Linked DNA regions of Homo sapiens: region 2 is linked to region 1. A link is a loop called in an ENCODE intact Hi-C map of the cell type or tissue named here. Cell type or tissue: PC-3. All regions are shown on one strand. Each heading gives the region's core, and the rest is flanking DNA. Links, peaks and the distances in the headings are about the cores only.

Region 1 (8,318 bases), core at 30-8,029:
AGACAGCCAGGCGTGGTGGCTTACTCCTGTAATCCCAGCACTTTGGGAGGCCGAGGCGGGCAGATCACGAGGTCAGGAGATCGAGACCATCCTGGCTAACATGGTGAAACCCCATCTCTACTAAATATACAAAAAATTAGCCGGGCATGGTGGCGGGCACCTGTAGTCCCAGCTACTCGGGAGGCTGAGGCAGGAGAATGGTGTGAACCCGGGATGCGGAGCTTGCAGTGAGCCAAGATCGCGCCACTGGACTCCATCCTGGGTGACAGAGCGAGACTCCGTATCAAAAAAAAAAATAGGAAGACAAAGGGGGCGGGGATCACTCTTCCACCTTTTTCTTCTTCACAGGACAGCCATGACTCCCACCTGATGCCCTCCCCTGCCCCTGTGGCCCAGCCCTTGCCTGGCCATGTGGTGCCATGTCCATCACCCTTTGGACGGGCTCAGCGTGTACCCTCCCCAGGCCCTCCAACTCTGGTTTGTGTCAACAACTGGGGGCTGGGCAGGGGCAGAACAGTCTGGCCGGAGATCCTTGCTATGTCTGGGTTTTGTCCCTGCTCAGCCACCCACATCTCTCCCCAGACCTCATATTCAGTGTTGCGGCGTCTCACCGTTCAACCTAAAACCCGGTTCACACCCATGCCATCAACCCCCAGAGTTCAGCAGGTAAGAGAGGGCATGGAGAGGTGGCTGGCATAAGTCACAGCTAGGGGAGAAAGGAGATGGATGGGTACAGGAGAGAGAAGACAGAAGCAAGGGGAGGCTGAGTGCCATCTGTGGGTGTCAGCCCTTGCTGACATCTCACTTCTGTGCCAGGCCCAGTGGCTGCGTGGTGTCTCCCCTCAGTCCTGCTCTGAAGATCCTGCCCTGCCCTGGGTAAGTATCAGAAGCTTCCCCCTACTGAGATCCCTTGCCCTGTGCTGCCAGCCTGGAGGCCCAGGAGTTTGAGGCACACGTGCTTTCTGGGCCAGGCATGGTGGCTCACACCTGTAATCCCAGCACTTTGGGAGGCTGAGGTAGGAGGATTGCTTGAGCTCAGATCTTTGAGACCAGCCTGGGCAACATAGTGAGACCCTGTCTCCACTAAAATTTTAAAAATTAGAAAGTGCTCTCTGGAAAAGCTGCCTAACTCTCACTGCTTCTCTGCTGCCCCTCCTAATGTACATCTAGGGCCTCTCAGTTAGGGGCTTCAATCCATTCCTCATGAGGGTGGGACTCAGGCTGGTCTTTCTCCTGCCCCAGCCTGGCTTGCTTGTGTGCCTTGTTCCTTGGTGACAGGAGCAGGTTGCCGTCCGGTTGTTTGACCAGGAGAGTTGTATAAGGTCACTGGAGGGTTCTGGGAAACCACCGGTGGCCACTCCTTCTGGACCCCACTCTAACAGAACCCCCAGCCTCCAGGAGGTGAAGATTCAAGTGAGTCTGTGTGGCCAACAGCTTTGATGTCTATTGAACAGTGACTGGGCTGAGGAAGAGGGAAAAGAGATGGGGGATCAGGAATAGGACAGTGTGGGTAGACTACTGAACGCACATCTTGATGTCACACTGGGGTGCTCTCTCCCACCACAGCGCATCGGTATCCTGCAACAGCTGTTGAGACAGGAAGTAGAGGGGCTGGTAGGGGGCCAGTGTGTCCCTCTTAATGGAGGCTCTTCTCTGGATATGGTTGAACTTCAGCCCCTGCTGACTGAGATTTCTAGAACTCTGAATGCCACAGAGCATAACTCTGGGACTTCCCACCTTCCTGGACTGTTAAAACACTCAGGGCTGCCAAAGCCCTGTCTTCCAGAGGAGTGCGGGGAACCACAGCCCTGCCCTCCGGCAGAGCCTGGGCCCCCAGAGGCCTTCTGTAGGAGTGAGCCTGAGATACCAGAGCCCTCCCTCCAGGAACAGCTTGAAGTACCAGAGCCCTACCCTCCAGCAGAACCCAGGCCCCTAGAGTCCTGCTGTAGGAGTGAGCCTGAGATACCGGAGTCCTCTCGCCAGGAACAGCTTGAGGTACCTGAGCCCTGCCCTCCAGCAGAACCCAGGCCCCTAGAGTCCTACTGTAGGATTGAGCCTGAGATACCGGAGTCCTCTCGCCAGGAACAGCTTGAGGTACCTGAGCCCTGCCCTCCAGCAGAACCCGGGCCCCTTCAGCCCAGCACCCAGGGGCAGTCTGGACCCCCAGGGCCCTGCCCTAGGGTAGAGCTGGGGGCATCAGAGCCCTGCACCCTGGAACATAGAAGTCTAGAGTCCAGTCTACCACCCTGCTGCAGTCAGTGGGCTCCAGCAACCACCAGCCTGATCTTCTCTTCCCAACACCCGCTTTGTGCCAGCCCCCCTATCTGCTCACTCCAGTCTTTGAGACCCCCAGCAGGCCAGGCAGGTAAGGAGTTGGCTGGGAAGGAGTGTGAACACAAGAGGTCCTCACCTCACTGTGAGCTGCACACCTGCCCTGCCCCTACCCCAGGCAATCTCATGCTTCCACACCTTCCACCCTGGCCCAGCCTGGCTCTCCCTCAGGAAGAGGGGAGGGGCTGCACTTCCAGCCCTGTGCTCCTAATTGGCTTGGCCGTTGGTGGGGGAGGAGGAGAGGACAGTACATGGTGGAAGTATAGGACCCCAGACCTCCCTCTAAATTTTCCATGCCCCTCAGGCCTCAGCAATCTGGCCCCTCGAACCCTAGCCCTGAGGGAGCGCCTCAAATCGTGTTTAACCGCCATCCACTGCTTCCACGAGGCTCGTCTGGACGATGAGTGTGCCTTTTACACCAGCCGAGCCCCTCCCTCAGGCCCCACCCGGGTCTGCACCAACCCTGTGGCTACATTACTCGAATGGCAGGATGCCCTGGTGAGACTCCAACCCACAGCCCAGCTGTGGCTGCACAGTGAGCCTGATGGGAGGTGGGGAACAGGGACAGGGGGCCACCTGGGCTTCTTCACAGAGAGGTCAGCAGGAAGGCTTGGCTACAGTGCAAGGTTGGCTGAGCTGTGACAAGGTCTTCTCTGTCTCCAGTGTTTCATTCCAGTTGGTTCTGCTGCCCCCCAGGGCTCTCCATGATGAGACAACCACTCCTGCCCTGCCGTACTTCTTCCTTTTAGCCCTTATTTATTGTCGGTCTGCCCATGGGACTGGGAGCCGCCCACTTTTGTCCTCAATAAAGTTTCTAAAGTATCCACGTGTCTAGCTAAGTGTCCAAACAGGCCAGCTACTGCTGTCACTCTCCCACTGCCCACAGGATGGCAGTGTCCTCCAGCTCAGAGGCCAGCCCTGGGCTCTTGGGATCCCCCAGGCTCCCATCCAGAAGCCGTCCTGAATCCTGAAAGGGAAGGAGGAAACCCACTCCTGCCTAGCCCACCCCCTTGCAAGCTCTGAGCCTCCCACTCCTGCCAAGCCCACTCCCTCGCAAGCTCTGTAAATATGTTGGCGGGCAATTGGAACCCCTGTTCCCCTTGCTTTTTGAGATCAGTCTCACTTAGCTTGCAGGAGCCCTAGACGACTCCTTCACCCCCTAGAGCTCCTCTTCTAGAACTCTCTGCGTGCATTGGGCAGAAAAGCAGAAGCACCAGACCCAGACCTTTGGACTCTTCCCTTATTAGGCTGGTGTCTCCCTCCACCTACAGCGTGAGGCCCCAAAGCTCTCCTGAAACAGACCATCCTTCTTCCTCCCCATAGCAGAGTAGAAGCACACACACACCCCTTTTCTGCCAGAGGCAGGCCTTGCCTGGAATTAACTAAAACTTTGCCTCTGGCAGGGACTGACAGCACGGTAGGAGCTCTTTAGAGGAATGAGGGAAAGGGTCCGCCACTTTCCCCCCAGTCTATGCACCAAGTTAAGCAGCCACACACAATCCCCCAACCTCACTTTATTAGAAGAGGCAGCAGCAGCTGTAGCCCCAGGGCCTAGTCCGGATAGGGGGGAATGGGGACTGTACAGAATGCGTTTTAAATGCCAGGAAAGAATTCACTGGTTCCTCCAGTTCACAGGAAGGCTGCCAAGGCTGGAGCCTGAGCCTGAAAGTGGAGACGAGGGGACGAGAGGGTGGCGAGAGAAAGTTGTGACGGAGAACCTGCACTACCCTGTTTTAATGTCTTCTCTTGCCTAAATGGGCTCCTCCTGTTTCTGTTATTTCCCTCGCAAGCTGCGGGGGCTTCCCTCCGGCTTTCTGGGCCTCTGAGTCCCGCTATTAAAACTGCTCCCCATCTCTGTACAAAAGAGAAAGCCACGACCTCTGCCCCTATGGGGTCCAGCGCGCACTTGGGTGCGGGTGATCCCTCCGGAAGTCGCTCTGCTCCTCTGGCCGGGTCTCCTCCTCTTCCCGGCCACTTATACCCTTGAGCACCAAGAGTTCGCCCATTTAGGCCGCCTCCGGGAACGGAAGGGTCCACCCCACCGCCAGGCTCTCAAAGGGTGGGGTGGCGCCTCGGGTGGGGCGGGCAGGAGGTGGGTGAGGACGGGAGAGAAGGGGCGAGCGGGGGCACGGGGCGGGGCCGGCTCAGTCGGGGTAGATGATGAAGCCGGAGAAGGTGCTGTACTTGTTGGTGTTGCCGCCGTGCACTTTCCCGCCGTCCAGCTTGATGAAGACCTCGTCGCCCACGTCCAGGTGCAGAATGACGCTGTTGCTGGCGTAGTCGTAGTTCTGGTCCGCGTCCTGAGCAATGGCGCTGGCCCGGACCTATCGAGGGAGAAGAACCTGCTCATGCTCTGTGTGGAGCTGGGGTGACGAGAGGGGTCGGGGCGGCTGGGCGTGCGAAGGCGGCCGGGCAGCCGCCGCAGGGGCTGGGGAGGACCAGGGAGGAGGGTAGGACATCACGGAGTTGCTCCAGCTCTGCCATTCACTAGCTGTGTGACGCGGAGCAAATACCACGCCTTTTCTGGACCTCGAGTTGATTTATAAAGTGAGGGACAATAATAGAACCCACCTCATAGGGTGTTAAGATTAAGTGAATTACTACATGTGAAGTGTGTTCAGAAGAGTGGTTTGCTTTTTTTTTTTTTTTTGAGATGGAGTTTCATTCTTTTTGCCCAGGCTAGAGTGCAATGGCACGATCTCGGCTTACTGCAACCTCCCGGGTTCAAGCGATTCTCCTGCCTCAGCCTCCCTAGTAGCTGGGATTACAGACGCCTACTACCACGCCCAGCTAATTTTTTCTATTTTTAGTAGGGACGGGGTTTCACTGTGTTGGCCAGGCTGGTCTCGAACTCCTGATCTCAGGTGATCCACCCACCTCAGCCTCTCAAAGTGCTGAGATTACAGGCGTGAGCCACCGCGCCTGGCTCAGTGGTTTCCATTCTTAAATTATTTTTAATGCATTTTCAAATTACTATTCTCATTTTAAAAATAAAATTTGTCGGCCAGGCGCGGTGGCTCATACCTGTAATCCCAGCACTTTGGGAGGCCGAGGCCGGCAGATCATCTGAGATCGGGAGTTCGAGACCGGCCTGACTAACATGGAGAAACCCCGTCTCTACTAAAAATACAAAATTAGCTGGGCGTGGTGGTACATGCCTGTAATCCCAGCTACCCGGGAGGCCGAGGTCGGAGAATCGCTTGAACCCAGGAGGCAGAGGTTGCCGTGAGCCGAGATAGCGCCATTGCACTCCAGCCTCGGCAACAAGAGCGAAACTGTCTCAAAAAATAAATAAAATAAAATAAAATTTTGCCTATAGGATAATTTCTAAAATTCTGAACCGGCTGGGACCTCCTGTCAGTCCTCATGGAGGGTTGGCTTCCCCAGTGGTGGGGCATAGGTGTGCCTGTGCGTGTGCATAGGGTGCGGGCCATGATAAGGTGCACTGTTGCGCTCTCGCCTGTGGGCGCGGATTTCCCGACCAAGCACCCACTGGTGCCCAGGCGTGGGGGGTCGTCTTCTGCCAGAACAGGGAGCACTTCCTCCCCTCCGGGCTCATGGCGGTCGCTTCGGGCCTTCAGCCCCCCTCTTCTAGAGAGTCCCACAGGGGCTGGTTATTAACTCATTAATTATTCATCATTATTCTAATCACTATTTACCGTCCCCAGGGCCGCAGCGCCCGCACTGAAGAATACAGAGTGGGAGCTGCGCAGTCCCCTCCCCCTCTGAAACCCGCACGAATTAGTTACACACTGGCCCCCTCCACCTCCTCCCAGATACCCTGCATGGACCAAGCACACCTACTCGATGTCATATACAGATAGACACCGCTCTACTCTCACATCGCACTCCGCACTCACACACACTCCCTGACACACATACATATTCTTTCACTCCATGAGGACGCACACTCACTCCCTTTCCCCGGGTTCCTGGGGCAGCCCGGCTGGGATGAGATCCCAAAGCAGGTCTCGGGGCAGGTAGATGCTGCCGCGGTACCAGGCTCCTGCAGGCCTGAAGCTCCTGGGTCGCCACCACCCCCTTCATGCTGGACATCCAGAGGTCACCACTCAGCCCCAACCTCCCTCTGCAGCCTGTGCAGCTCTGGCACCTTCTCCCACCTACCCCACACCTGCGGCCTCTAGTTCCCACTATGTGTGAAATTTTGGTGCTAGAGCTTAGTCCTTGGGGCTATTCCCCGAAAACAGAGGCAACAGTGACTCCAACTGCCCACAAGGGCAGGGAACTGTGGAACCTGGATACTGAGAGATTGCTAGGGAGGGTGTGGGGCCTACAAGACCAGGCCAGGGCCCAAGGCTATTCTACCTGTCCCTTGCCTCTTTCCTCCCCCAAATCCATTCATTCCAGCCACCTGGCTGGCCCTTGAGCTGCCAAGCCACAGACTCTGCTGAGGGCAAGGCCGTTCTAGGCCCCCAGCCCTGGGGTGAGCAACAGAACAGCTGATCGGCAGGTGAAGTGAGCAGGCAAATGTTTTCTTCCTTTTATACCTTTTCCTCAAACATCCAACCCGAATGCCCTCAACATGAGAACAGCTGCTGACTTCCTATTGCCTGAGACATGGATTCCATTCTAATTCGAAGGAGCCTAGACTCCAGTTAGCTGGTCCAATGCAAGGCTGAGAGACCCAAAGGCCAGGGGGGCTGCCGCAGAAGAAAGGATAGCCCAAGACAGGACGAGAAAAGAAGCGAGTTGGCAGGGCGAGACACCAAAGACATCTGGTGTTGCCCATAGTTGCAATGTGAGGTCACAGCTGCAGAGACACTCAGGTTTAAGTCCTGAGTTCTAATTCTAACACCATTCCTACACTCCGTGAGGCCCTAGGCAGAAGGTTTTCCTTCTCTGGCCCCCAATTTCCTCTGTGGGTAAATGAAGTCATCTATCGTTCTTGGCAGCCTCGCGTTCCTGGATTCAGTGACGCTGTTTCGGGGAATAATCTCAGGTTGTGGGATGAGTGCAGGGAGATCTAGAGAGCGACCAGTCTGAGCTGGGTTGGGGAGAGGGGCATCTCACCTGTCCGTTCTTCATGAGGTCGGCCCACATGCTGGTGCCGTCGCCGCCGCGCATGAGCACGTGGTAAGCGAAGAAGTAGACGCCTGGCATGGGGCAAGTAAACTTGCCGCTGGCTGCCTCGTAGGCGTTGCCCACGTTGGTCACCACGTCGTCGAAGCGCAGCACCTCGTAACCCTCGTGGGGCCGCCGCAGGCCCGCGTAGAAAGCAATGCGAGGCACGTAGCCGGCAGCGGGCGCCACCCCGCCCGGACCTGGACCGGGAGGGCCCGGGGGGCCTGGCCTGCCGGGTTCTCCTGGGGGCCCTCTTGGACCTGGTGGTCCAGGGGGCCCCCGCAGGCCTGCTTTCCCGCGCCGGCCCACCTCTCCCTTGGCGCCTGGCGGGAAGGGGGGCACGGAAGCAGGCGCGCCGTCGGGACCAGGGCCACGGGGCCCATGCGGGTCGCACACCATGCGGCAGCGACCCAGCATCTCGTAGTGCGCTGGCCCGCGGGAGCTGTGCACCAGCAGCGGGATGGCCACCAGCAGCAGCAGCACCATGGCCACTCCGACGGCCGCGCCCGCCACCCTCTTGCGGCGGCTCAGCCGCGACGCTGCCAGGGCCAGCAAATCTTCCTCACTCTTGGGCGCAATGGCTGCCGGGGCCGGGGCTCTCCGCGGGCCAGGAGGCGGTGACCCGCCTTGGGCCTGGGTCTGCACTCCCCCGACGGCTGCCCCCCGCTCCCCTTACCCTGCCTCTGCGGGCTCCAGCCGCGGCGGTGCCGCTCCCCAAGCCGTCCGTCAAGGGGAGGCCCCTCGTGGGTTACGTCAGGGGCAGCTCCCGACGGTCCAGAGCCAGTGGTCCTCTAGTACCCTCCCGTTCAGTCCTAACGATCCTGGGCACCTGAGATCCGCGGCTTCTCGGACGGCTGGTTTCTTAGGGATCTGAGATGCCTGCTCTCCAGACTGCTGCTCTCTCA
Region 2 (8,318 bases), core at 212-8,211, 220 kb after region 1:
TGAATGCAGAATTTTGGCCCCTGTGCCTCCCTTCTCTCTTGAGGGGACAGCGGCATGGGACAGAGGGCAGCTAAGAAGGCTTGGAGGGCCCTCTGAACCGCAGTTAGGTCTGGGGGCTTGGTACTCACTGAGGTGGGAAGCTGGGCTGCTCTGGGCGCTAAAGTGATTGAGAGGGAGGTGGAGGAAGCCCCCTCGCTGCCACCCTGTGTGGAGCTTGGAGTTGTGAGAGAGGCCTCAGGTCCCTCCCATGCCTCCCCTGTTCCTGAGGCCTGCCAGGGTGGAGAGGGGCTGGCTGGAGGCCACCTCCTCTTCTGCCACTCCCAACCCCCCCACCCCCGCACCTGCTCACCTGCAGCTGCTGCAGAGCCTCCCTGACGAGCTGCGCGCAGACATCGCCATGCACCTGCACAAGGAGGTCCTGCAGCTGCCACTGTTTGAGGCGGCCAGCCGCGGCTGCCTGCGGGCACTGTCTCTGGCCCTGCGGCCCGCCTTCTGCACGCCGGGCGAGTACCTCATCCACCAAGGCGATGCCCTGCAGGCCCTCTACTTTGTCTGCTCTGGCTCCATGGAGGTGCTCAAGGGTGGCACCGTGCTCGCCATCCTAGGTTTGTGAGGGTGGGAGAGAGGGCGTGGGGGCACGTGTGTGTGAGACCATGGCCCTGATCTGTGGAAAACCTGGAGAGGGGACCTCCACAAGGCCACTGAGAGAGAAACAGCCAGGGTGGAGTCAGGAGTAGTTATGGAGTCCTGGTCAAAGCTCAGAGAAGCCCCAGTGACTGCAAGGTGGCAGCGTAAGTAGGTGGACACGATCTCGCAGGTGTCCCTGGGGCCGAGCGAGTGGAGGGCCAGCCTTTGAAAGGAGCCAGTCTATGGGGGACAGAGGGGAGCTGCCCTTCCTTCAGGAGGAAAATCAGAAGCTAGGGATGGAAGTGCTGGGGAGAGTGTCAGGCAGGGCTAAAAAGGGGAGGAACAAAAGCTGTCTTTGTGGTCCCCCAGGAACAGTGAGATGTGACTTTCCTGAGGCAGATCACAGAGCAGGCCCAGAGCCCAGATGGGTGACAGAGCTCAGTCTCCAAACAGTCAGGGAGACTCATTCTGATGAAATGGTATCTACAGTGTATATACTTCCCTTCCTGGGAAAAGAAGGAGGTGAAAAAGGAAATCAGTTCCCTAGACGCAGATGAAGAAATTGCAGGTGTGGAATGGACACAATAGTAGTGCTGATAACAGGGGGCTCACAGCGTGACTAGCCCTGTCCCAGCTCCTTACTGCTTTGTCTCACTCTAACCTCACAAAACCCATTATTCCTATTTTGCATAGCAGGAGACCAAGGTCAGAGAGGTTAATGAACAGCTAGGAATCGGCCAGCCGGGGCTGGAGCCCCATCCACCTGGCGCCAAGTCTCATGCTTCTTCCACAGGGCTCCCAGGTGCTCTGGGGGGAATTGGGACTGGCAGGGAGGAAGCCATCGTTAGGAGGGTTGGACCTGCACTCTAGGATTTGGAGAGTTGGGAGCACATTCTAACTCTCAGGGAAACATGGGGCTGTGTCTGTGAAAAGCCACTAAAGGACCGGGCGCGGTAGCTCAAGCCTATAATTCCAGCACTTTGGCAGGCCGAGGCAGGCAGATCACTTGAGGTCAGGAGTTCAAGACCAGCCTGGCCAACGTGGTGAAATCCTGTATCTACTAAAAATACAAAAATTAGCCGGGTGTGGTGGTGGACACCTGTAATCCAGGCTACTTGGGAGGCTGAGGCAGAAGAATTGCTTAAACCCAGGAGATGGAGACTGCAGTGAGCCAAGATTGCACCACTGCACTCCAGCCTGGGCGATAAGCGAGACTCTGTCTCAAAAAAAAAAAAAAAAAAAAAAAAGAAAAGCCACTAAAGAGGAGCAGAGCTCTATGGCTGCAAGAGACTATCACCGTGACCCTAGAGGGCGGGGAACATGTGACCGGTGTGGGTAGTCAAGGACTTGTACATGTGGGGAGGTGGTGACCTGACCACTGCTGACGACATCGAATCCTCAGGCAGCCAAGGCACGTGTAGATTCACTGTGGGGACTGCTGAAGCCCTGGGGCTGAGGTTTCTCATTCATCTGGCAATCCACAATCAAGATGAGAAGCAGGAAAGGGCCAGGAAGGTGGGGCGGTGTCACCAGACGCAGCTACTGTGTGTCCATCCTTGCTCCCTTGAAGAGGATGACCTTCCAGCTGGAAACAAGAGGAAAAAAATGCCATCGGGGTCTTAGACCCCAAGAGTGGGGACAGGCTGTTCACACCCTTTGTTTTACATCTTTCATGAGTCCAGCTTTGGTGCCTACATGCGGTTTATGCCAGCATGAGAAAATGGAGTTATGCCAGTTAAGTGTAGCTGGCAATCCTTGGAGAGATTCCGAAGGGCACAAGGACAGATTTTCACCACTGTAGACTGGTGAACCCAAAGCAGGATTGACGAGTGGATTACGAAACAGATGGTTTCCAGCCTGGAGCCGAGGGAGTTGTGTGGCTGGGAGCTGGCACAGGTCCTCTCAGAGCATGCCTTTGCTGGTGCCAGGCACCACGTCTCAGAATAGCCATGTTCAGTGTGCAGTATTCAGTGCCACAAGAATGGCTACAGCCTGTGCCCTGGGCCTTTGCCTCTACAATGTCCCTAGCACCAGGACTTATGCCACCGTTGATCCATCCTGTCACCTTCTATATGTTTTGGGTGAACTACTTCCCTGTTGACTTGGAGGCTCTAGATGCCCTGGTGAATGCCTGGTTCCCCGACCCCAATCATGGTCGGGTTCTCTGCTTTGCCTTCATACCTACCCTCTCCTCACCTACCTTTTTACTCGAACATCCAAGTGCATCCTGTCTGCTTCAGGCAGCTCTGGGTTCTGGCGCTTGCCTCTGTTGATGAACTGCTGGAAGCTAAGCATACGCAAAGTCCGTTGTGAGGAAGGAAGTAGTTTGATGAGCTGCACCTGGTGGGCAGTCTCTGGTCCTGAGACTCTGCCCTCGGTCCTGTCCTGTTTCTCATTTTCTCCCACCTCTTAGATGAAGACAAGAAGCACGTGCTTATTCTATTTCAGATGACGCCAATGAAAAGAGAGCACATTCCCCAGATGATCACATTGAGATCCAAACAGCACTCAAAACGACCCAGAAGGATGGCCTGAAACCAAGAAAATCAAGTGTTAAACTATACTTAAGTTGGGGTGCATTCTATACTTAAGTTGGAGCAAAAGTCCAGGAACATGTAGAGGAGACGTGAGCTCAGTGTGTGCTGCTGGCAGTGTGAGGTAGTCCATAGCAGGGCCATCCTTTTTGAAACACTTTCTAACAGTCTGAACTGCCTGGCGGTGGTTGAGCTGCCTTGAGGGTAGTGAGTGCTCTGCCCAAGCCCGGACTGCGTGCCTATCCCTGTTGGAAATGAATTTTTTTTTTTGAGACCAGGTCTCACTGTCGCCCAGGCTGGAGTGCAGTGGTGTGATCTCGGCTCACTGCAGCCTCGACCTACTGGGCTCAAGTGATCCATCCACCTCAGTCTCCAGAATAGCTGAGATTGCAGGTGCACACCACCACACCGAGCTTAATTTTTGCTGCTGTTGTTGTTGTTGTTTGAGACAGGGTTTTGCCATGTTGCCCAGGCTGGTCTCAAACTCCTGAGCTCAAGCGATCCTCCTGCCATGGCCTCCCAAAGTGCTGGGAGTCATTGTGCCTGGCAGGAATGATTTATAGGGGGTTCTATCTGGGAGGGAAAGGAAGAAAATGATTTCTTTTTGGTCGTCTTTGTGTGAGGCACTTTATCTACATTAACTCTAATTTAGCCTCAACATGTCCCTGGACAGACACACCCTATTTCATTGATTCTAAGACACACATCTCACCCACCCTACCCAATCTAACATCTCTGAGATTACACCGCAGGCTCTAATTGATGCCATTTAATAATTACTGTCAGCCAGGTGGCAGTCTTAACCTGCCTGTGGGAAAACCTCCATTGACCCCTTCTGGTGAGATCAAGAATATTCCCTAGACTCAGTTAAATGCAGCATCTCTTGTAGAGCAGAGGCAGCTAGGGCTCAGGAAGGTAAGCCTGGCTGCCTGGCATTTTCCCTATGCCACACAGGGCTCTAATTTGCTGGTTCCAAACACTGATTCCTGGACAAGCTGCATCTGAATCACCTGTGGGACTTAAAAACAATCAGACTGTGGGGTCTCCCATAGATACTGTGACGCTGTAGGTAGAGATAGGGCCTGGGTGTTTGTTCTGACTTTTGCAGGGGATTCTAATCAACATAGCCAGCTGTGAAACACTAGAACTGATGTTCAGTCTCTCTCAGGGCTATAATTCAGGTTTTCTGGCACAGTGGTTTTGATCCTGAATGTGTTTGAGGGCCTGGGTCACAGAGCTCTTTACCCCAAGCCCATGTGGGAGCCAGTGAGACAGGCTGCAGGCGTCAGGCCATGTCCCAGGCCTCTTTGCTCCTCTCTCTGCTGGCTTCAAGGCTTCAGCTACAGAGGCCCAGCCCAGCTCTGAAGGGAATCTCAGCAACCTGCAGCCCCCTCTTCTCTCCTCATGGCTGAAGCTCTCAGGGCTTGCTGACCTCTACTTCCTCTCCCCAGGGAAGGGCGACCTGATCGGCTGTGAGCTGCCCCGGCGGGAGCAGGTGGTAAAGGCCAATGCCGACGTGAAGGGGCTGACGTACTGCGTCCTGCAGTGTCTGCAGCTGGCTGGCCTGCACGACAGCCTTGCGCTGTACCCCGAGTTTGCCCCGCGCTTCAGTCGTGGCCTCCGAGGGGAGCTCAGCTACAACCTGGGTGCTGGGGGAGGCTCTGCAGAGGTGAGTGTGCTGAGTATGTGCTTGGAGGGGATGGGGGTGCCAGGGAGCCTGGTGAAGTGGGCAGAGGCTGGGGATGGTGGAGAGCTGTGTGTGAAGTGTGGCCTGGTATGAAAGCTCCCACCTTGGGCAGGGGTCTACACCCTCTCTGCCCTTCCACACTCATGTGCCCAGCCCAGCATGTGCAGCCACCCCTGCCAGCTCTCCTTGGCCTGTCTGAGGCAGCCTTACCCTGTCCAGAGGAATCTTAGTGAAGGTAGATGAATGCATCAGTGCTGGCACAGGGAGGGGTGGCTCCTGGGGGTCAGGGGCTGAGCAGGGCAGAGACAGGCACCAGCTCTTCAGGTTGCTTCTGAAGAGAGCCTGGTGGCCCCCTGTGTTTTTTCATGGTGAAACAGGATTGTTCTGAGGGGCTTTTGAATTTCCCTGGATTGTCACTAATTCCAAACCAATTTTTAGCGCCGCATTCTCTTGGATAGTTTAATTAGGCTGAGGGACCTGGTAGAGGAGTGGTGGTGTCCGTATTTGGCTAGAATTTTGAGAGGTAGTTAACACCTCCAGGGCTTTGGTGGCTTTAGATAGATTATAGATTAAGATAGTATCATCTGGCCGGGCGCGGTGGCCCACGCCTGTAATCCCAGCACTTTGGGAGGCTGAGGCGGGTGGATCACGAGGTCAGGAGATCAAGACCATCCTCGCTAACACGGTGAAACGCCGTCTCTACTAAAAATACAAAAAAAAAAAAAAAAAATGAGCCGGGTGTGGTGGCGGGCGCCTGTAGTCCCAGCTACAGGCTGAGGCAGGAGAATGGCATGAACCCGGGAGGTGGAGCTTGCAGCGAGCCGAGATCACACCACTGCACTCCAGCCTGGGCGACAGAGTAAGACTCTGTCTCAAAAAAAAAAAAAAAAGATAGTATCATCTATAGGACCTTCAGTTAGAATAGATGTTGGCTATTCTAACAAAGATGGCTCATCCCTTCCAGGGTAGATGAAGCCTTGGTAGGGGAGGTGAGTGGGACACAATAGTGACCATCCATGCCGATTCCCTGTCCCTCACTATCCCTAGGTGGACACCAGCTCCCTGAGCGGCGACAATACCCTTATGTCCACGCTGGAGGAGAAGGAGACAGATGGGGAGCAGGGCCCCACGGTCTCCCCAGCCCCAGCTGATGAGCCCTCCAGCCCCCTGCTGTCCCCTGGCTGCACCTCCTCATCCTCAGCTGCCAAGCTGCTATCCCCACGTCGAACAGCACCCCGGCCTCGTCTAGGTGGCAGAGGGAGGCCAGGCAGGGCAGGGGCTTTGAAGGCTGAGGCTGGCCCCTCTGCTCCCCCACGGGCCCTAGAGGGGCTACGGCTGCCCCCCATGCCATGGAATGTGCCCCCAGATCTGAGCCCCAGGTGAGCAGACCCTAGGCCCCCGTGGCAGAGATGGTGGTGATGAGGCTGAGGCCCTGGGCAGGCGCACCCTGCCCTAGGTGCCCATCTAACCATCTTAACTCCCGCTAGTCTATGTGGGCCAAGCCTGCCTCCTCCAGGAAGCCTTCTGTGCTCCTCCTTTCTCCTGCTGTCCCACTCCACTGTGTGGTGTGTGGCACACGCTGCTCTGAACTCTTGCATCTCATGCTGCTCAAGCTTGGCCCCCCAGCTAAACTGTAAGCTCCTAGGGGAAGGGACCCCATGTTAGCTTTCTCCTGGGCTCCTGGTCAGTTCCACGCTCCTGCAGCCTGTGTGTGTGGACGCTGGGGCATCCCGTCCCGTATGACCCCACAGTGGCTGCCTGTCCATTGATTTGTTGTCCTGGTACCTGGGTTCACAGGGTAGTAGATGGCATTGAAGACGGCTGTGGCTCGGACCAGCCCAAGTTCTCTTTCCGCGTGGGCCAGTCTGGCCCGGAATGTAGCAGCAGCCCCTCCCCTGGACCAGGTACCAGGGCCCCGGGATGGTCTAGGTTGGTGGGGCAGCCCCTTTGCCTTGTGAACCTCAAGCACTGTTGACCTCTGAGCCTTCAATGTTAGAGAAACTGGCAGACTGCCTGGAGGCCGTCTCACCCCACTACCCCTTGGTGTCGTGCGGGCAGGGGAGTTTGGTGGTGAAGACCAGCACTTTAATTTCGACGCAGCCAGGAACTGGGTTTATATCCTTGCTCTGTCAGCTTTCTAGCAGTGTGAATTTGGCTTCTCTGGCCCCAGCTTCCTGTCTGTAAAAAAATGGGTTGATGTTTACGTTATATAATGTAACTGAAAGCCTTAGCCCAATCTCTGGCTAACTGAAGGGATAGAGGGCTGGGGATCCAGGGGTGAAAATGTCTCCAGGCCAGGGAAGTGGACAAGGTAATGAGCTCCTAGGAATGTCCATTTGCCTGGAGGACAGAGCAAGGGACAGGCACAAAGAACAACTTTTTGAGGGGAAGGAGAGCACTAGGCAGTGTGGCTGAGGGCTGCTGGGTGGTGTTTTCCCTGCCCCTGGAAGTTTGGGCAAAATTCAGCACCTTGGGCAAGGCCAGAAGAGATGATCCTAGGAGTCAGGTCCTACCAGGTCAATGTGCTCTAACTGGGGCAAGGCCTAGACCCCCAAATTGCCTATCTCCTCTTACCAGCCCCAGCTGATAACCCCATCCTACTACCCACAGAGAGCGGCCTGCTCACTGTTCCCCATGGGCCCAGCGAGGCAAGGAACACAGACACACTGGACAAGCTTCGGCAGGCGGTGGGTGAGGGGGAAGGTGGAGGTGAGGGGGGCACCAGGGGAAGGCACTCCATGGCTGACTCCATTCTGACCTCGCCTCCTCCCTCCCCCAAAGGTGACAGAGCTGTCAGAGCAGGTGCTGCAGATGCGGGAAGGACTGCAGTCACTTCGCCAGGCTGTGCAGCTTGTCCTGGCGCCCCACAGGGAGGGTCCGTGCCCTCGGGCATCGGGAGAGGGGCCGTGCCCAGCCAGCACCTCCGGGCTTCTGCAGCCTCTGTGTGTGGACACTGGGGCATCCTCCTACTGCCTGCAGCCCCCAGCTGGCTCTGTCTTGAGTGGGACTTGGCCCCACCCTCGTCCGGGGCCTCCTCCCCTCATGGCACCCTGGCCCTGGGGTCCCCCAGCGTCTCAGAGCTCCCCCTGGCCTCGAGCCACAGCTTTCTGGACCTCCACCTCAGACTCAGAGCCCCCTGCCTCAGGAGACCTCTGCTCTGAGCCCAGCACCCCTGCCTCCCCTCCTCCTTCTGAGGAAGGGGCTAGGACTGGGCCCGCAGAGCCTGTGAGCCAGGCTGAGGCTACCAGCACTGGAGAGCCCCCACCAGGGTCAGGGGGCCTGGCCTTGCCCTGGGACCCCCACAGCCTGGAGATGGTGCTTATTGGCTGCCATGGCTCTGGCACAGTCCAGTGGACCCAGGAAGAAGGCACAGGGGTCTGAGTACCAGCCCTAGAACTCAGCGTTGCCAGGTGTGCTGCCATCTGCTGTTCGGCCCAACCTCAGAGTGAAGGCAGGGTGGCAGCCTCCCC

The links. A loop is a pair of places that touch in the nucleus more often than their neighbours do. Peaks named below come from ENCODE experiments on the same cell type or tissue, not always from the same donor. Only the 100,000 strongest peaks of a DNase experiment are listed, where the experiment ranks them.
Region 2: it touches region 1 in a loop (12-fold over the local background); 3 of 110 quality-filtered maps call a loop at or near these places.

Annotation. Positions count from the first base shown.
Region 1 is chr12:49,328,579-49,336,896 of GRCh38, forward strand. TROAP (trophinin associated protein) reads left to right here. Exons shown (of 15, transcript NM_005480.4): 9 at 349-477; 10 at 583-666; 11 at 817-876; 12 at 1,279-1,413; 13 at 1,567-2,365; 14 at 2,636-2,829; 15 at 2,995-3,153. The coding sequence ends at 3,039. C1QL4 (complement C1q like 4) reads right to left here. Exons shown (of 2, transcript NM_001008223.2): 1 at 7,363-8,318; 2 at 3,831-4,655. The coding sequence starts at 7,899. The coding sequence ends at 4,476. Among named protein-coding and RNA genes, the nearest start is that of C1QL4, 4.4 kb to the right of the region's middle. RefSeq lists enhancers at 1,892-2,393, 7,206-8,005. In PC-3, for the core only: a CTCF peak has its summit at 3,221 (motif pointing right); no DNase peak of the experiment used is centred there; H3K4me3 peaks cover 144 bases.
Region 2 is chr12:49,549,725-49,558,042 of GRCh38, forward strand. KCNH3 (potassium voltage-gated channel subfamily H member 3) reads left to right here. Exons shown (of 15, transcript NM_012284.3): 10 at 356-605; 11 at 4,613-4,830; 12 at 5,896-6,227; 13 at 6,646-6,752; 14 at 7,459-7,535; 15 at 7,630-8,318. The coding sequence ends at 8,229. It overlaps LOC105369761 (a long non-coding RNA gene), which reads right to left and starts at 3,475. Exons shown (of 3, transcript XR_007063298.1): 1 at 2,828-3,475; 2 at 1,999-2,212; 3 at 557-1,133. In PC-3, for the core only: a CTCF peak has its summit at 3,972 (motif pointing left); a DNase peak (open chromatin) is centred at 3,987.